Regions from separate parts of the Homo sapiens genome. Here region 1 is linked to region 2. Evidence: read pairs that join two places in POLR2A ChIA-PET (ENCODE). Cell type or tissue: A673. All regions are shown on one strand. Links, peaks and the distances in the headings refer to the core of each region. The heading gives the core; the rest is flanking DNA. Region 1 has its middle 5.8 kb from the start of KIF1B. Region 2 overlaps RBP7 (retinol binding protein 7).

Region 1 (2,914 bases), core at 227-2,726, 200 kb before region 2:
CCACGCCTGGCCCTGTCATTATTATTATTGTCTTTTTTGTTTTGTTTTGTTGGGAAAGAGTCTCACTCTGATGCTCAGGCTTGAGTGCAGTAATGCGATCTCAGCTCATTGCAACCTCTGCCTCCTGAGTTCAAGCAATTTTCGTGCCTCAGCCTCCTAATGTAGCTGGGATTACAGGCATGTGCCACCACACCTGGCTAATTTTTGTAATTTTAGTAGAGATGGCCAGGCACAGTGGCTCGCGCTCGTAATCCCAGCACTTTGGGAGGCTGAGGCAAGCAGATCGCATGAGGTCAGGAGTTCAAGACCAGACTGACTAACATGGAGAAACTTCGTCTCTACTAAAAATACAAACTTAGTCGGGCATGGTGGCACATGCCTGTAATCCCAGCTGCTCGGGAAGCTGAGGCAGGAGAATCGATTGAACCCGGGAGGCAGATGCTGCAGTGAGCTGAGATCGCGCCATTGCAATCCAGCCTAGGCAACAAGAGCAAAACTCTGTCTCAAAAAAAAAAAAATTGTAGTAGAGATGGGGTTTTGCCATGTTGGCCAGGCTGGTCTTGAACTCCTAACCTCAAGGGATCCACCCACCTCGGCCTCGGCCTCCCAAAGTGCTGGAATTACATGCATGAGCCACTACGCCCAGCCTATTGTCATTATTTAATACGGTGTTTAATACAGTGTATGTGGGTGGGTATCATGTTCGTTTTTTTTTTTTTTTTGAGACAGAGTCTCACTGTGTTGCCCAGGCTGGAGTGCAGTGGCACGAGCTCAGCTCACTGCAAGCTCCCTGTCCCGGGTTCACGTGATTCTCCTGCCTCAGCCTCCCGAGTAGCTAGGATTACAGGCTCACACTACCACGTCGAGCTAATTTTTTGTGTATTTTGAGTAGAGACGGGGTTTCACTATGTTGGCCAGACTGGTCTCGAACTCCTGACCTTGCAATCTGCCCGCCTTGGCCTCCCAAAGTGCTGGGATTACAGGTGTGAGCCACTGACCAGGCCATCATGTTAGTTTTTATACTTTACTACCTGTTTAAAAAATACATATGTAATTTATTCTGGGCAAGGTGGGATGCACCTGTAGTCCCAGCTACCTGGGAGGCTGAGGTGGGTGGATCTCTTGAGCCCAGGAGCTCTAGGCTACAGTGCACTTTTATTGTACCTGTAAATAGCCACTGCACTCCAGCCCAGGCAACAGAGCAAGACCCCACCTGTAAAAAAGTAAATAACTTCATAACTTAAAAAATGATAGGTCAGGCTCAGTGGCTCACACCTGTAACCCCAGCACTTTGGGAGGCTGAGGCAGGTGGTTCACCTGAGGTCAAGAGTTTGAGACCAGCCTGACCAACATGGTGAAACCCCATCTTTACTAAAAATACAAAATTAGCCGGGCGTGGTGGCACAGTTCTATACTCCTAGCTTCTCAGGAGGCTGAGGCAAGAGAATCTCTTGAACTCAGGAGGCAGAGGTTGCAGTGAGCTGAGATCGTGCCATTGTACTCCAGCCTGGGCAACAATAGAGAAACTCCATCTCAAAAAAAAAAAAAAAAGATATTTGTCCAGAGGCATCCCAGCTGTGATGCCACCAGTAATCCTCTGCAGACTGGGTCGGCAGCTACATCAGAGGGCATGGGACCGATCCCCAGCAGCTGAGCCATGTGTGAGGAGCCGAGTGGGTGGGAGACAGCAAGCCATAATCCTCTCTCTCTGACCTGGTTTTCAGATGCCCTAGTCTCACAGCCTGCACTGTAAAAGGCCACCGCGTCTCGGCCACACATTTGGTAAATGTGTTATGGAAATCCCTTCCTGACTGAGTCCATATTCACTCAAAACTGCCACATGCCGACTCTTGCACTGACAAAAATGTGGGAAGAGCCCAATTTCATTTCTGGCAAAATCCTCTACAGGACCATCCATGCCCATAAAGAGAATTACTTTCCAGTTATTTTAACCAAGGTCAGGTAACACATGGACTTGAGTCCTAGATCATGTTGCATGAGTAAAAATAGGAACTGCTTACATTGTTGGACTTAAGAGACTAGGCAGCTCTCTACCCCATTAAATCTAGAAAATATATGCTTTCCTATGCAAAATCTTTATAAATATTAATTAATGTCTATTTTATGTAAGTATGTATCTATTAAACACTGAATTAAATAATGACAATAAGGAGCTTAAATCAATAAATTTTCTGTTTTTTGCCAATGAGTACTTTAACAAACAGGATGCAATCTGGTTTAACTCATTAATATTAATGTACAGTGGCACCACTTATGCCAGGGTTATTTGGAATCAGAAAATCAAAACTGGAAGATGCTTTAGAATTGGTCTGCTACCTAGTCAGGAAATAAGCACAGCAAGTCTCTAGTTTGCTGAGGACCGAATTTTTTTTTTTTCTTTGAGACTGTGTCTGGCTCTGTCGCCCAAGCTGGAGTGCAGTGGCGCAATCTCGGCTCACTGCAACTTCCACCTCCCAGGTTCAAGCGATTCTCGTGCCTCAGCCTCCCAGCCTCCCTAGTAGCTGGGACTACAGGCACCTGCCACCACACCTGACTAATTTTTGTATTAGTCAGAGATGGGGTTTAGTAGAGATGGGGTTTCACCATGTTGGTCAGGCTGGTCTCAATCTCAAGTGATATGCCCGCTTTGGCCTCCAAAAGTGCTGGGATTACAGGTGTAAGCCACCATGCCTGGCCTAGGGCTGATTTTTTTTTTTTTTTTTTTTTTACGGAGTCTCGTTCTGTCACCCAGGCTGGAGTGCAGTGCTGTGATCTCGGCTCACTGCAACGTCCGCCTCCCGAGTTCAGGCAATTCTCCTGTCTCAGCCTCCCGAGTAGCTGGGACTACAGGCATGTGCCACCACACCCGGCTAATTTTTGTATTTTTAGTAGAGACGGGGTTTCAGCATATTGG
Region 2 (2,914 bases), core at 297-2,796:
TTTCAAAATCCCAATTTATTTGTGAATGGGAAAAATGGCGTCCTTTTCACAGGGTTGTGAAGATTAGATGAGATAATGCACTCAAAGGATTGAGCACAGTAATTGGGCCCAAAATAATCACTCCAAAGATGTGAGCTACTATATCTATCTATGCATATCTATGTATACATAAAGTAGCTATTACATATAATAGGTAAGAATTGTTCCATGAGTATTTGCATGTTATCTTCCTGCCTCTGTCGGAATATTCGGCTGTTTCATTTAATATAAGATGAGAGTGAGTATAGGCATGCGCCACTATGCCCGGCTAATTTTTGTATTTTCAGTAGAGATGGGCCAGGTGTGGTGGTGGCTCATGCCTGTAATCCCAGCACTTTGGGAGGCCGAGGCGGGTGGATCATGAGGTCAAGAGATCGAGACCATCCTGGCCAACATGGTGAAACCCCGTCTCCACTAAAAATACAAAAATTAGCTGGGTGTGGTGGTGCGTGCCTGTAGTCCCAGCTACTCGGGAGGCTGAGGCAGGAGAATCGCTTGGACCCAGGAGGTGGAGGTTGCAGTGAGCCGAGATCGCGCCACTGCACTCCAGCCTGGTGACACAGCGATACTCCATCTCAAAAAAAAAAAAAAAATAGTAGAGATGGGGTTTCACCATGTTGGCCAGGCTAGTCTCCTGACCTCAAGTGATACACCCACCTCGGCCTCCTAAAATGCTGGGATTACAGGTGTGAGCCACCACGCTTGGCCTGATGTTTCCTTTAATACTGTATCATCTCATTAAGAACAAAATGTGGTGGATACCAGGTGGAGTTTGTCTCCTTCGATCCAATGGGTCCAGCCTCTGTTCTTCTTTTCTCCCTTCTGGATACAGGTGAGCCTGTCATTGTCCCAGATAACCAAACTCTGCATGAAGAGAGGAGAAAATGTTAGCTTGTCCTGGCAGGATCCTCAAGTGTTACGAAGTAGAATGCCAAGTTACCCTTGCAAAATCAACAGCCTACTTACTGCTTTTTTTTTTTTTTGAGATGGAGTCCCACTCTGTCACCCAGGCTGGAGTGCAGTGGCACGATCTTGGCTTACTGCAACCAACCTCCACCTCCCGGGTTCAAGTGATTCTCCTGCCTCAGCCTCCTAAGTAGCTGGGATTACAGGCTCCTGCCAGCACGCCCCCCTACTTTTTGAATTTTTTTCTGTAGAGACAGGGTTTTGCCGTGTTGCCCAGGCTGGTCTCAAACTACTGACCTCAGGTGGTCCGCCTGCGTTGGCCTCCCAAAGTGTTAGGATTACAAGCGTAATCCACCGCACCTGGCATTTCTTTACATTTTACCTTGCATTTTCTGTTGTCCAGGCCTCTGTTATCTTCATCAAATTCTTCTCCAACTTTAAATTTCACAAAGTAGTTCCTTAGGCTGCTGTTCGTGTGGATGGTAAAAGAATCCCCATTCTGCTCAATCACTTTCTGTGGCTTCAGCAACTTGGCTATTTTACGAGTGGCAAAGTCAATACCTTAAAAATAATTTTTAAAAATATTTGAACATTCGCTTGAGATACAAAAGTGAAGAATTTGGTAGCTGTTCTCAAAATCACCACATGTAATTGTTAGCATTTCCTGTACGACTTCTATGTTGTTTGCTGCCAAAATCAGATCTACAAGGAATCGTCTTGGCAAACTGCCAACCACAGCCTGATTAAAAAGTTTGCAAATGCCAGGTGCAGTAATTCCAGCACTTTGGGACACAGAAGACAGGAGGATTGTTTGAGCTTAGGAGTTTGAGACCAGCCTGGGCAACATAGCAAGACCCTGTCTCTATAAAAAAATAAAAACTGTAGGCCAGGTGCAGTGGCTCACACCTGTAATCCCAGCACTTTTGGGAGGCTGAGGAGGGCGGATCACCTGAGGTCAGGAGTTTGAGACCAGCCTGATCAACATGTAGAAACCCCATCTCTACTAAAAATACAAAATTAGCCGGGCATGGTGGCACATACCTGTAATCCCAGCTACTTTGGAGGCTGAAGTAGGAGAATTGCTTGAACCCAGGAGGCGGAGGTTGCAGTGAGCCAAGATCACACCACTGCACTCCAGCCTGAGCAACAGAGCGAGACTCCATCTCAAAAAAAAAGAAAGAAAAAGAAAACCAAAGGGACAGGGCTTAGGCCCCCCAACCCAGCCTCAGTCATAACTCTGCCTTTTTCTGCCTTATGTATTTACACTTTGAATTAAGAGAGCATTTGAACAGTTTCTCAACAAGAATGAAAACAAAACTCAAAAACCACTGGATTCATGTATATACCTCTCTCTCTCTCTCTCTCTATATATATATATACACACACACACACACACACACACACGTATATACTTTTTTTTTTCTTTTTTTTTTTCCGAGACACAGTCTCACTCTGTCGCCCAGGTTGGGGAGAGCAGTGGCACGATTTCAGCTCACTGCAACCTCCACTCCCGGGTTCAAGCAATTCTCTTGCCTCAGTCTCCTGAGTAACTGGAATTACAGGCTTGCATCACCACACCCAGCTATATACTACTATGTATTTATAATTTTTTTCTTTTTTTGAGACAGGATCTCATTCTGTCACCCAGGCTGAAGTGCAGTGGTGCAATCATGGCTCACTGTAGCCTCAACCTTTCAGGCTCAAGTGATTCTCCTATCTCAGCCTCTCGAATAGCTGGGACTACAGGCACATGCCACCATGCCTGGAAATGTTTTAAATATTTTTTTGTAGAGATCAAGTCTCACTATGTTGCCCAGGTTGGTCTCGAACTCTTGGGCTCAAGCAATCCTCTCACCTCAGCCTCCCAAAGTGCTGGGATTACAGACATGAGCCACCCTGCTCGGCTAGAATTCTTAAATAAGCTTTAAAGAAGAGTTCCACAGGGAAACATGGAATGCTAAGAAGATGA

What was found. ChIA-PET counts read pairs that join two places held together with the same protein. Peaks named below come from ENCODE experiments on the same cell type or tissue, not always from the same donor. Only the 100,000 strongest peaks of a DNase experiment are listed, where the experiment ranks them.
Region 1: POLR2A ChIA-PET joins it to region 2 with 7 read pairs; 2 of 35 experiments call an interaction of 5 or more read pairs at or near these places.

Annotation. Positions count from the first base shown.
Region 1 is chr1:10,203,274-10,206,187 of GRCh38, reverse strand. No RefSeq gene overlaps it. Among named protein-coding and RNA genes, the nearest start is that of KIF1B, 5.8 kb to the left of the region's middle. In A673, for the core only: no CTCF peak of the experiment used is centred there; no DNase peak of the experiment used is centred there.
Region 2 is chr1:10,006,162-10,009,075 of GRCh38, reverse strand. It overlaps RBP7 (retinol binding protein 7), which reads right to left. Exons shown (of 4, transcript NM_052960.3): 2 at 1,328-1,506; 3 at 802-903. Among named protein-coding and RNA genes, the nearest start is that of RBP7, 10 kb to the right of the region's middle. RefSeq lists a silencer at 1,579-1,779. In A673, for the core only: no CTCF peak of the experiment used is centred there; a DNase peak (open chromatin) is centred at 1,665.